2 separate regions of the Homo sapiens genome follow, and region 2 is linked to region 1. The links are chromatin contacts, found by Hi-C or POLR2A ChIA-PET in ENCODE. All regions are on one chromosome and are shown on one strand. Each heading gives the region's core, a stretch centred on a gene start or an enhancer-like site at or near the end of the contact. The rest is flanking DNA. Distances are from core to core; before and after follow the strand shown.

Region 1 (6,375 bases), core at 1,227-3,726:
GCCAGCTGTGCCAGCAGGGGTGGGGGCAGGGGCTCAGCGGAGCCGGAGTGCCAGGAGCTAAAGACCACCCACGCCCTCTTCTCGGAGGGCGAGCAGGCCAGGGAGAGCGACTTAAGCCACATGAACTTTCCCATTATCCCTGAAGGAGCGGGGTTCTTGTTGGTATTCTACCTGCACAGCTGCGTGAGACGCAGATATGGAAAACGGCCTTTTGGTGATCAGTCGGAGGGAAGGCCTGGCAGACTCAGTGGGGACTGGGTGGCAGGGAGGCAGGGGGAGCCTGGAAGCCCCCAGGGAGGCTGTGGGACTGGCAGGGCCCCTTCTCCAAGTGCCCAGAAACTTCCCCAACAAGACTTCAGCCTGTCCAGCAGCCCCCGGGGACTGTGTTGCGACTGTGATTACGTGGTCACCATGGTTTGTGGACACCGAAATGTCAAGAATGTCAAGCTCAATGCTCCCTGCTCCACAAGCATCTCCCAGAGCTGTGGGGAGGGTCATGACTGCCACTATTTATAGTACAGTGGCCTGCATGCGTGCCCAGCCCATTCCATCCTCTCCACGTGCACACGTGCGTGTGTGTGTGTCTGTATATCTATGTATTTGTGTATGTGTATATGTATGTGTATGTATGTGATGTATTTGTGTGTGTATGTGTATTTGCGTGTATGTGTATATATGTGTATATGTATATGTGATGTGTGTATTTGTGTGTATGTGTATATATATGTGTATATGTATATGTGATGTGTGTATTTGTGTGTGTGTGTGTGTGTCTGCCCACCCCCAAGACTTGCCTGCAGGGGTTACAATGGCTAGTCCATGCCTTGTAGCCTTATGCCTGTGGAATCATGAACACTCTGGGCCTCTATTCTCTCATCTTTAAAGGATTCTAACCCTTGGTTGTCCAACAATCAAGGAAAATAATAGATGTGCAAGGAAGCTGCCTACCATTACTTTTTAGAAAATAAGGGTGGATGTACATTAATTTACTCATGATTATCCATTCACTCATTCAACAAATGTTCTTTGTACTAGGCACTAAGAAATCAACAGTAGAGAAAAGAGAATTGACATTAGCCCTTGTTCTCAGGAAGTGGACGGTTTAGTAGGAAAGACCTGAATAATAAGCACAGATACACAGTTGTGTTCAGAGTTATAAAGGGCAAGAGCAGTGAGCTCTGTGCACGGGACTAACGGGGCGTGCGAGGAATAAACCACAAACGTGGGGCGGTGGGATGGTGGAACTGTGAGCCCAGGACAACCCTGATGGTGGGTCCAGGAGGCAGGGACTCACCAGAGGATCTGAAGCCTGGAAATCTGTCCACAGGGGGCAAGACATAAGTCTCATTAGTCAGAACAAAACCAGGATCCTGGGAATTTGTCCAAACAGGGATAAGGCCGATGGTAGCTGACAGGTTTCTGGGCACATACACCAGTATCAGGAAAGGCACAGGGAAAAGAGGGACCCAGGGACCGAACAGGCAGCCCTTTGGGGGAGCAGTAGGACCATCACAAGCCAGTTCTTGGAGAAGTACAGTGTCAAGGTCAAAGGAGGATCAGTTGCAAGACTCCCCACTGAGGGTGGGCCCCAAACCTCTGTGTCTGGGCGAGGCTGACCCTCTCCCACATGGCACACCTGCAGCTGACCAGGGGGTCTGTGCTCAGTGCAGGCACCTTCCCTCTCCTCCCCACACCCAGCAGTAGGTCCTTTGCTTTCTTGGCTCTGGCCCCAAGCACAGCCGAGGGCTCTAAAGCTGACCCTGGCGTCCCCACTTTGTGCTTCGTGATGTTGCCGGTCAGAATTTGTATGTAGTCACCTCCCGACCGGCGTGGGCAGTGCTGGCCTCCTGGACTGGAGCGTGGGCCAGATCTCTGGCCCTTCAAGGGCGCTGACACTGAGCAGGGCTGGCCTGGGCCTCCCTATACACCTCTTGTTGAGGACTCAGTGGGTTTCAGAGTCTGGGACAGGGATAGTTTAACAAATGGAGGCTCCGTGGTCCCAGACCGGTGAGAGAATGTGTGTTGAATGAATGGATGAGAACAAAAGCCAGAAGCTTGAAGATATTTAGAAATAAGATCCCCTTTTCCATATAAATGAAACACTTGAAGACCAGATTTTCCAAAGCAGTTGGAATGGCTACCCCCAAAATATCTCCCCCCCAGAGGGACTTCTAAAGGGTTAACTGACACCTGAAGGGAAGGGGCTTAACACCCCTAAAATCACAGAAAACAAATCTGGTCTGGCTCTTGGTATTCTCCTTACATCCTTAAGTAGTTTTAGACACAAAATGTCTTCCTCCCTTAAGTAATTCTAGACACAAAGTGCTTTCCTCATTTAACCCTTGTAATCACACTAGGAGGAGGATGTGATTCGTGTCCATTTTGAAGGGGAGAACACAGATTCAGAGTGGGTGGGTGACTTCTCCACAGGCAGAGCACAGACAGCCACACTTGCAGCTGCTTTAACCAACAAGCCGTGCTCCTGACCTTGGTGTTCGGCTTGGTTGCTTTGCTGTGGGTTGGTTTCGTTTGTGTGACTAAGACTTTTAAATGATTCGGCTCCTTTTGTGTGTTTGTTTTTGATCTTTGCAAGATTCTCTAATGGTTGATCCAGGGCTGCCCCTACACCGTTCTCCTGTCACATGCCCCGTTCCCCTGACATTGACATCAACCAACATAATATGCTGAAGAAGGGTCTTCGGCAGCTGGAAACTGGCCCAGGCATTGCGGTGGGCAGCCAGCAGGCATCTTCTGTCATTAGCCCTCCCTAGGGAAGACAAGTTCAGCAATGGTTCCTGGGAGAGGCTTGGGATAGGAAAAGAAAGGATGTTCCTATAGAGGAAGCAAATGTTCCAAGATACTTCCATTAATTAAGAAAATCTAGGGTAATAATACACAGTCCTCAAAGTCCTAGATTATAAAACCATTGTGTTAGGTTGAAGCAAGTATCACAAAGAAATACAGAAGGTCATTACCAAGACTTTTAGATGGCAAACATACTTAATGGAAACACCTCTTTCTTAACTCTGAAAACGCTTCATGTAGCATTCAGGCTTCCATTTAAAATTAATTGTGTGCATTCTAAGAGCACTTTTAGGACCTTGCAGAGACCCTCTCTGTAGATTACATGATTTGAAACTATAGCTAAGAAAATTTTGTGAAGTGGTGCAACTCTCAGAAATCAAACATGAATATGCATGCCAGGTGTGGTGGCTTACGCCTGTAATCCCAACACTTTGGGAGGTGGGAGAATCACTTGAGCTTAGGACTTGGAGACCAGCCTGGACAACATAGTGAGACCCCATCTCTACTAAAAATAAAAAAATTAGCTGGACATGGTGGTGCACACCTGTGGTCCCAGCTACTAGGGAGGCTGAGATGGGAGGATCACTTGAGCCTAGGAGGTCAAGGTTGCAGTAAGCCATGATCATGCCTCTGCACTCCAGCCTGGGCAACAGAATGAGACCCTGTCTCAAAAAAAATAATAATAAAAATAACTATGCAAAAAATATGACTTTATTTTTCTATATTACTAGCTCCCTCTCCTGGGGCATTCACTACTAATCTCAGTCATATTGGAGTTCCCCTGTCTTCTTTTCTCTGGGGTTCTAGGTAAGTTCCAGGGGCAGGGTGATGGTGGCAAGCATTACATAGTTCTGAGCTTTGGGAAAGGGGACGTCTCATCTTCACCGTCATCTTCACATGCTAGTTTCAACTTGTGTTATTAACAGAAACTTCCGCTGTCCCGCCTGACCTGCAGCCAAGCATCCACACAGTTTGTCCACAAGGCCCTCCCCTGGTCGCTGTCCTCTCAGTTATTCTCAGTGTTACTCTCGGACCCAGGAGCGTGATTCAGCAGCTCCTGCGCGGTGGGAGGTGGACAAAGGCTCAGTCCACTTGGGCATATCATAACATTTCTTCTCCTAGAAGCCATGACTTCTAAGGGTTGGAGCCTCCAAGCTTCTTTGGGATTTGGGACGTCCCTGAGGCACGCAGCCTGGGGAATGGGCTGCGCAGCCTGTTTTCTCTAGAACCTGAGCATGCAAGCACCACTCTTGCATTCTGATTCTCCAACCCCTCGCCTGGGAGGAGGCGAGAAAGGCTTGCCCTTCACCATATCTTCTCATCCCACATTTTCTGTTACATATGTTGCCTATGCCCTGAGTCCTTTCTGTTCCTCTAAACACCTGTGTTTGTTTTGTGTTTTTAGGTGTCATTTATATAGAAGAAAATGCGGCTGGGTGCAGTGGCTCATGCCTGTAATCCCAGCACTTTGGGAGGCCGAGGCGGGCAGATCACTTGAGGTCAGGAGTTCAAGATCAGCCTGGCCAACACAGTGACATTCTGTCTCTACTAAAAATACAAAAATTAGCTGGGCATGGTGGCACGTGCCTGTAATCCTAGCTACTCAAGAGGCTGAGGGAGGAGAATCGCTCAAACCTGGGAGGTGGAGGTTGCAGTGAGTTGAGATTGTGCCACTGTACTCCAGCCTGGGCAACAGAGTGAGACTCTATCTCAAAAAAAGAAAATGCACAGATCTTAAGCACTCAGTTTGAACAATATACAGAGCATCTCCCTCAACCCAGAAGGTTCCCCATGAAAGGGCCTAGACTTTTGAAAACCAAAAAAGTCCCCCCCTTATTTTCCTCTACCCTGCTCTGCTCATTCCCTTTGGGGAGGTAATGATCACACTCTGGCCTACCTGCAGCTCCTAACGGTGCCAAGTACATAGAGAAATGCCAAGGGCAAGGGGCAACCGTGAGATCGCATCTTAAACAGTATCCTCACATGAATCTCCCAATAACAAAGAATTATCCTCGTGACATTCACTCAGTACATTATAGTCCACTGAGCGCTCTCACTCTGTTCGTCTCATTTAACCTTACAATGTATTATTCTCACAATGTATTGTATTTGTATCCTTACAATGACCCATGTACAAATTATCATGCCATTTGGCAGATGAGAAAACTGAGGCCCAGAGTGAAGAGGTAATTTTCCAATGCTCCACAGGTGATACATGTCAGAGATGAGACAGGATCCAGATTCATGCCACTCCGTTTGTTTCCAGAGAATCTAATCATTACCAGCCTTCAGAGGGCAGAACAGAAAGACAGTCACTGATGCAGAGGATCTGAAGGGCTCCCAAGCCCTCCTCTTACCCAGCGCCACTCAAATTCCCCAGGACGGGGCTGCCTCCTTTCACTCCCCACTAGTTCTTACTTGGTGTTAAGCCATCAAAGACCTCGATGAATTGCCCCTGTAGAGGGTACCATGAAGACAGGGCCTAGCAAGTTTACTTCAAGGAGAAAAAGTGCCGGAAATGAAACAGATTAAGACAGTGGCCCACAGCACGGCAGGGGCTGACCTCCCGGGCCGCATCCAGACATTCTCACTTACAAGCAGTGTGATTCTGGGTAATTAACCAAACCTCTTTAGGCCTCTGTTTTCTCACATGTAAAGAAAAGATAATCACAGAATCTCCCTCAGAAGGGTTCTTATGAGACTTCCATGATATCATGCAGGTAAAATATCTCCCTGCCTGATTTGGAGTAAGCATCCATAGATGCTAGCTAATATCATTATCGAAAGGAGGCTGTGAAAACACGGACACTAATATTTCACTAGTGTGTCATTGACGCTGCAGCAAGACTACATTACCGTTTTGAAGTTAAATAAAACATAGAGATAAATCTCTGAGTTTAACATGTTTTATTTGGGAAGCAACAACTGCAGTTCGGGGGATAGACACAGAACGGTGGCCTCTCGTATGTCCAAAGAACAGAGAAGTTTGGAGGTTTTATGAAGAGGAGAAATGCTGTGTATTGTTTTGAAATAAAGTTCCTTGGCACTAGTAAGGTTTTGGGGATGCTGGCGAACACTGATTTGTGGGTGATGGTGTTAGATTTCAGCAGGTTGTTCCAGTGGCTGTTAGATAAAACTGGTTTCAGGTTACACCTGGCAGTTCCAGCAGCCAGGTCTGCAGAGAATCGTATGCTTGAAGGAACGTCTTGTGCCTCAAGCGCTTTACCCGCAACCTCTGGACTCTGTTTTAGTTGAGTGTGACAAGAAAGACCCAAGGCGTATGAAGCTTTGACCCTGTTTTGTAAACTCCCTTTGATGCGGTCAGAGTTCATTTGGGGAAACTTCTGGGAATAGTCAACACGGCCGGTTGGAAACGGAGGTGGAATTCAGTGGTTACAGCAGAAGCCTGCACTCTATCGTCCAGTGAGAGCAGCCCAGGGATGGGCACTCATGAAGGAGAGTGATGCTGCCCACAGGAAGCAGGCCAGTGCTGAGCAGAGAGAACCACAAGAAAAGCAGACAGGTCTGCCCGCGTTTGAGCTGGTATCACTTGCCCAGCAGGCAGGCATG
Region 2 (6,370 bases), core at 200-2,699, 39 kb after region 1:
CCTAATAAAAATGATAGCACAGGCCGGGCGCAATGGCTCATGCCTGTAATCCCAGTACTTTGGGAGGCCAAGGTGGGTGGATCACCTGAGGTCAGGAGTTCGAGACCAGCCTGGCCAACATGGCAAAACCCCATCTCTACTAAAAATACAAAAATTCGCTGGGCATGGTGGCAGCCACCTGTAATCCCAGCTACTCAGGAGGCTGAGGCAGGAGAAGTGCTTGAACCCAGGAAGCGGAGGTTGCAGTGAGCCGAGATCGCGCCACTGCACTCCAGCCTGGGCAACAAGAATGAAACTCTGTCTCAAAAAAAAAAAAAAAAAAAGATAGCACAGTTTTACATGTTAAATGGTTAAGAAATACATACATACTAAAATTAATATGGTGTTTTCCTTTAAAAAGACTTGAGGCTTGTTTGAGGAAGTGGGCGTTGGGGTTGTGAGCTGGGTGATCTGGAATTGGGGGGGCATTCTAGCACCAGAGCTGGATGGATGTGGATGTGACTCCTAACACACCCTGTGAACGGAGGGCTGGAGGGTGCATGGGTGGGGTTGTGTGTTCCTAGGGTGTGTGCGAGGGTGGGGTTGTGTGTTCCTAGGGTGCGTGCACGGGTGTGGTTGTGTGTTCCTAGGTTCTGGTCAGCCAGGTGCCATTCTCTGCATTCGCCTGGTGTTTCTGAGGACAAAATTGTGCAGAGCGAATGTGAACTTTGAAACTCACGTTATGCTCCAATTGTTCCCTACTCTAGCAATTGGGAATTGCTATTGGAGCAATTGGAGCAATTTCATTTTCAAAACAAGCCGTACAGCGGAACTGAAAGTATCACATCCCTTGAGGACTCCGGACATGTTGGGGAAGGGGAACTTTCTAGAAGGTGGCATCTGCAGATGTCAACATCGGCGGCGGTGCCAAGAGGGGCTTTGCAGGGCCACAGGGCAGCAGCTCCATGCAGCTGGCCCCATCCCAGGCCTGGTGAGCTCTCCTGGCTGTGTACTCAGCCCTGAGCCTGATGACCAACACCAGATGCACAGCCTGCTGTTTACCAAGCCCTCCCACCCACACCAGGGTGCCTCCTGACAGCCTCACGGGGACAAAGTGCAGGCATCATTCGTCCACATTTGACAGAGATGGAAGGGGGGCTCAGAGAAGCTGATTACTTACCCGAAGACACACAGCCTGCAAAGGGAGGTGGCACTTCCACATCCCACGCTCTGGCTGACCCTCTGCCTGTCCTCCTGTGCAGTATGTGGGGTCTCGTCACCAAGCGCTGGGATAAACTCGAGGGGCCAGGCTCAAGGCCACGCGTCCAGAGGCAAATGCTGCAAGAAGAGAGGTGCAGGAAACCCAGGTAACCGAAAGGCACCTGCCTCGAGTGAGCTCCCTCCAGCCCTGACACCTGTTCCTTCTTTCAGTGGAAAGGACAAGCCGCCGTCCACACTGCGCCTTTAACAGTTACACCCAGCGAGGCTGAGGAATGTTCCGGAACAGCCAGGATGTGGGCTTCTTTGTAGCGGGAGTGTGCCACATGTAGTTCAATCCTGAGTCGGAGGCCTGAGCAAGCAGCTTGCAAGATGTTTGAGGAGCTTAGCATTGACTGTGGCAGGCGGGCCATTGCTTCTATGATTAAAAAGGCCCAACTCCCCCCTACATCTGCCCTCGACTCTCAGGGCACACCTGGGCCCTCAGGCCGGGTGTGCTCAGCTGAGCTTGGCCATTTCTCCTCCCTCGCTCCACAGGCGCACAGGGCCAGTTGGTCATCATGCAGCCCACGTGGCCTTTGGGACCAACCCTGCCCTGCTGGGATATGCTTCAGGGACCTGAGGATGGAACACTCCCCTGGGCCAGTGGACAGACACACACACACACACACACACACACACACACACACACAGAAGCAAAAACTGCTTTGTCCAAGAAAGGCACAGACGCATTTATAACCAGATTCCAAGGTCAGCTGCTTGGAGCATGAAGCGAGGTCATGTCCTCTTGCTTCTTGAATTAGGTCATCTCTCAAAGAAATCTCAGGGTCCTCCTTCCAAATAACTCCAAGACCCCCGGCCCAGCGGATGCTCTCTCAGTCCAAAGGTCAAGCCCTGGTCACAGCATCTCAAGGAGACAGACAAGTCACCTGAGTGTCTGTTGCAGCGGCCAACACCACAGGGTGTCGCTGTTAGGAAAGGTACCCTCCCCCTCCGGCCCTGCGAAGTCCCCCAAGCTCACAACCAGAAATCCTCAGCCACCAGGCAAGGAGCTGGCCTGTCCTGTCTTCCTGGCTCCTCTCCGCCTCAACTGGACCCACAACATCGAGTCCCCTGGGAACAGAGCATGGCACACTGACCATGCTTCTTAGGGCTGCCCAGTCACAGCCCCACACTGTGTTCAGAACCCCCACCCTCAGGCTCCCCCGCTGGGCCAGGGTGGGAGCCAGGCTCCCCTCTCTGTTTCAAAGCCCTTCCCCCAGCGCCCCTCCTGTGCAGGGATCAGTGGTGCTTCTTTCAGGGGAAAACCACAGTTGCCCCGCATGAAATCTGAGGACACATACGTACGGCTGCGTGGTGGACGGTGTTGGGGATCTTTGTCATTGCTATGAGAATCTTGCTCCCAGTGCATTCCATCTGATGCCTGTTGGAGGTGTGCACTGCATCAGGTGAGGCCACCATCCTGCCCACCTGTGATCCAAAAAAAAAAAAAAAGATCTGGGAGGAGAATGGAGATCTGGAGTCGGCCTGTGTGATGGGGGAGAAGCTGCTGCCGTCCCGAGCCTCAGAGGCAGAAGTCAGTGGCCCAAACTCCAGGGCCTAGTGCGTACACATGCACACACGTATGTGCAGACCTGTGTGTGCCTATGCACAGATATGCATCTAGGATGTGTGCACACATGTTCACATAGAGGATACAATGAACTGCTACATGTTTCCGTGTATATATATTACATATAGATATTTACTGGTTTGCATATATGTGTATATATACTGGTATATGTGTGTGTAGACTATCATGCATGTATGTGTGTATACATATACTAGTATGTATGCGTGTGCATATATAGAGGTATATACATGTGTGTGTACCCGTATCTATTTACTAGTATATATGATGTGTGTGTGTACTGGTATGGATGTGTGGGTATGTGCACTTGCTGGTATGTATGTAGGTGTTTGCTAACACATACGTGCACACGCAGAATGCTTCCAGGGGACTGCACAGCCTCTAGTTCGCAGCCCCCACCCCTCCCTTTGCCCCTGCACTCTCCCCTCTCTGAGCTGCATTCGCATGAAAGGGTGCAGGTTCTGACCCCGCAGCGCCACCTCCTGGACACCTAGGGATTTCTGGCAGCGCCTGCTTGGCCACCAGCACTGAGGGAAAGATGAATCCGAGGGAGATCAGGGGATGGGGCACTGAGTGACGTCCCCAGGATCACAGGGTTCTCATATGGCCCCAGCAGTCCATTTGCAACTCTACAGATGAATTCCAAAGGGCCAGAACCCTTAATTAATCAGGGACTCCTCCACCTCGAAGTGGGAAAGACAGCCCCAGGAGAGTAAAGTCTGGGTGACCCCAGGAGGGACAGGGGAACTTGCTGGGCAGCTGGCCCTGTGCTGCCACAGCTTGTCAGGGAGGTTTCTACAGCACGTGGAGGGAGGTGGGTGGTGGGGGCAGTAAGCAGAGGGAGGGGAGGCTCCAGGGGGTCCCGGATGGGGTGCTCGAGGCTTCGGGGAACCTGGAGTGGAAGAGAGTTTTAGAAGAAGCAAGCCAGGGCCAGGCACAGCGGCTCAGGCATGTAATCCCAGCACTTTGGGAGGCAGAGGAGGGCAGATCACCTGAGATCAGGAGTTTGAGACCAGCCCGGCCAACATGGTGAAACCCCATATCTACTAAAACTACAAAAATTAGCCAGGCATGGTGGTGCACTTCTGTAATCCCAACTATTCAGGAAGCTGACGTAGGAGAATCACTTGCACCCAGAAGGCAGAGGTTGCAGTGAGCCGAGATCATGCCACTGTACTGCAGCCTGGGTGACAGAGTGAGACTCCATCAAAAAAAAAAAAAAAAAAAGACAATGCTTAAATAGGGCAAATTGAAATCCTGTCCAGTGGAATAGCACTTCTGAGGTGTTCCTGCCAAGACAGATAACGCAAATCAAATCCCCAGGGGGCAGCAGTCTCTCAAGTGGCGGCACAGCCCACAGAATAACTGGCCCTTAATCTTCGAAAGTGTCAAGGCCATGAAAGTCAAGTAAAGACTGAGCTCAGCTTCAGACTCTAGGAGACTAAGGAGATGTGACAACCAGAAGCCACATACCATTTTGAACTGGGTGCATTCACTGTGAAGAAATCATCAGACCACTGGGGAGACTTGAACAGCAGCAACGCGCCCTGCGAACTTGAGTTGTGAGTGAAGGTTGTTCTGACCGACCATGTAGGAGAAAGTCCATATTTGCAGGAAGTACATGGGAGTATTTGGGGTGATGGAGTATTGGAGGTGGAGTATTAGGGAGCAAGTGTTGACAATTTACCCCCAAATGGTTCAGGAAAAAATGCATGATTTGTGCTGCAGTGGAAGCTCTTCTTAAGTCAGAGATTATTTTAGATTTTTTAAAAATTACACACACACGCCCACAAAACTATCTCTGGCAAATTCCTGAGAAGAGCAGGACTCTCCTCCTCCAATGAGCAATTCTAACCAGGGAAACTTCTCTACGTGGCATTGAAATCTGGCCCACAGGAGGTGCTTCCCTGGCCCCAACCCCCTCTTCCCTCAGACTCCTAACAGGATGGAGTCAGGGAAACAGGATCAACACACCTGGGGGTCCAGCCTGTAGAGCGTCGGCAGGGAGGGTCATCGCTGGCTTTTACTGGGCACTCACTGTGTGGATGGGGTTTGAAGTCAACCTGACCAGGGATTGAATCTTGGCTTACCTTAGCTGTGTGATCCTGGGCAAGTCGCTTTACCTCTCTGAGTCTTGGCTTTCTGCTGTGTAAAATAAGGACAAATAACCTCTATCTTGCTGGGTTGTGGTTCAGATTAGAGAGAATTGTGCAGAATGTCAGGTACAGCAATGGGTTTCCAGACTTTAGGCCTGTGGGAAGTCAGCCTCAGAATCTCCTGGGAAACTTCTTATCAAACACAGATTCCTGTAACCTGCTCTCAGAGATTCTGATCAAATTCACCTGGCCAGTTTCAGCTACACCTGCTGAACTATTTACCGAACTATTTACAGCTCTCCAAATGCACTATAGCACTTCTTACCACTATGCCTTTGTACACACAGTTCCCCCATCTAGAGGCCCTTCCCCCTTTGATTGGAAAACTCCTAGTCATCCTTCAAAACCCAGCTGAAATGTCTCCCCATTGATGAAGACTTTCCTAACCATGCCCTCATCTCCCAGTACTCGCTTCTTTGCCAGATCAGTTGTTATGACATGAATAAGAAGTATAATTACCTTCCATTTAGTGAATCTATTATGTACCTCTCATTTCACATACTGTATCTTAACAATAGTTACGCCAAGTACTAATTATTAGCCCTGTTTCCCTGTTTACATATGAAAAAGCTGAGTCTCTGAGGGCTTAAGCAGCTTGCCCTCAGTCCCACAGCTGATAGGGGACAAAGCCAGAACCCCACGCTACTGAGCCCCGAATCTCTAGCTCTGGTCCTTATGGTCTTGGTCTGCCTTCCCCTCAGCACGTGAGCCTGCAGATGTCGGAGCCCAGGGTGTGCATTCATCGCATTCATCTCTTTTTTTTTTTTTTTTTTTTTGAGACGAAGCTTCGCTCTTGCCCAGGCTGAAATGCAATGGCGCGATCTCGACTCACTGCAACCTTTGCCTCCCGGCTTCAAGCAATTCTCCTACCTCAGCCTCCCGAGTTGCTGGGATTACAAGCGTGCGCCACCATGCCCGGCTAATTCTTTTTATTTTTAGTACAGAAGGGGTTTCACCATGTTGGCTAGGCTGATCTTGAACTCCTGACCTCAGGTGATCCGCCCACCTCAGTCTCCCAAAGTGCCGGGATTACAGGCGTGAGCCACCGCGCCGGGCCTAGGGTTAGGGTTCATTCACCTCTGAGTCCTCATCAGCACATTCCCTGATGCGCAAACAGCAGGGAACCCTAAGTGTCGGTCCCTATCTCCTAGGTCCACACCGCCTTCCGTCACACCAGGCTCTCTCCAGACTGGCTGAGAGGGTGGAGCTGGGAGCCTCTGAGGCTGGTAAGCCGCGTGCCTTTGGAGGGTGGGGTAACAAGCAGGGCCTCTCCTAAGGAGGGCTTCCCCGGCCTTCCTTCCTCGGGGCGCAGCATCGACATTCGCCACCAGGGGGTGCTGCCGCACCGTTCCCGGCGCCGCCTCTGCCCCGCGAGGGACTGGGGCGT

The links. Hi-C counts contacts between places; a loop is a spot of excess contacts on that map. ChIA-PET counts read pairs that join two places held with the same protein, here RNA polymerase II (POLR2A). Pooled maps may share reads with other maps.
Region 2: a loop to region 1 is called in a map of GM12878, with 4 times the contacts of the local background. The contact joins two enhancer-like sites. A Hi-C loop is called at or near these places in 3 of 168 maps with a recorded cell type or tissue (GM12878, PC-3 and endothelial cell of umbilical vein) and 2 of 50 pooled maps. POLR2A ChIA-PET finds 5 or more read pairs at or near these places in 4 of 52 experiments (IMR-90, PC-3, activated CD8-positive, alpha-beta memory T cell and 1 more).

What each region holds. Positions count from the first base shown.
Region 1 is chr2:9,096,980-9,103,354 of GRCh38, forward strand. It overlaps LOC105373414 (a long non-coding RNA gene), which reads left to right and starts at 5,605. Exons shown (of 6, transcript NR_187861.1): 1 at 5,605-6,375. Within about 2 kb of position 2,477, at least 2 of the 41 ENCODE cell types and tissues checked have a DNase peak (open chromatin) inside an H3K27ac peak, as active enhancers do.
Region 2 is chr2:9,136,587-9,142,956 of GRCh38, forward strand. LOC105373417 (a long non-coding RNA gene) reads right to left here. Exons shown (of 4, transcript XR_922775.1): 2 at 2,545-2,667; 3 at 1,160-1,317. Among named protein-coding and RNA genes, the nearest start is that of ASAP2, 67 kb to the right of the region's middle. RefSeq lists enhancers at 3,117-3,617, 5,436-6,333. Within about 2 kb of position 1,450, at least 4 of the 41 ENCODE cell types and tissues checked have a DNase peak (open chromatin) inside an H3K27ac peak, as active enhancers do.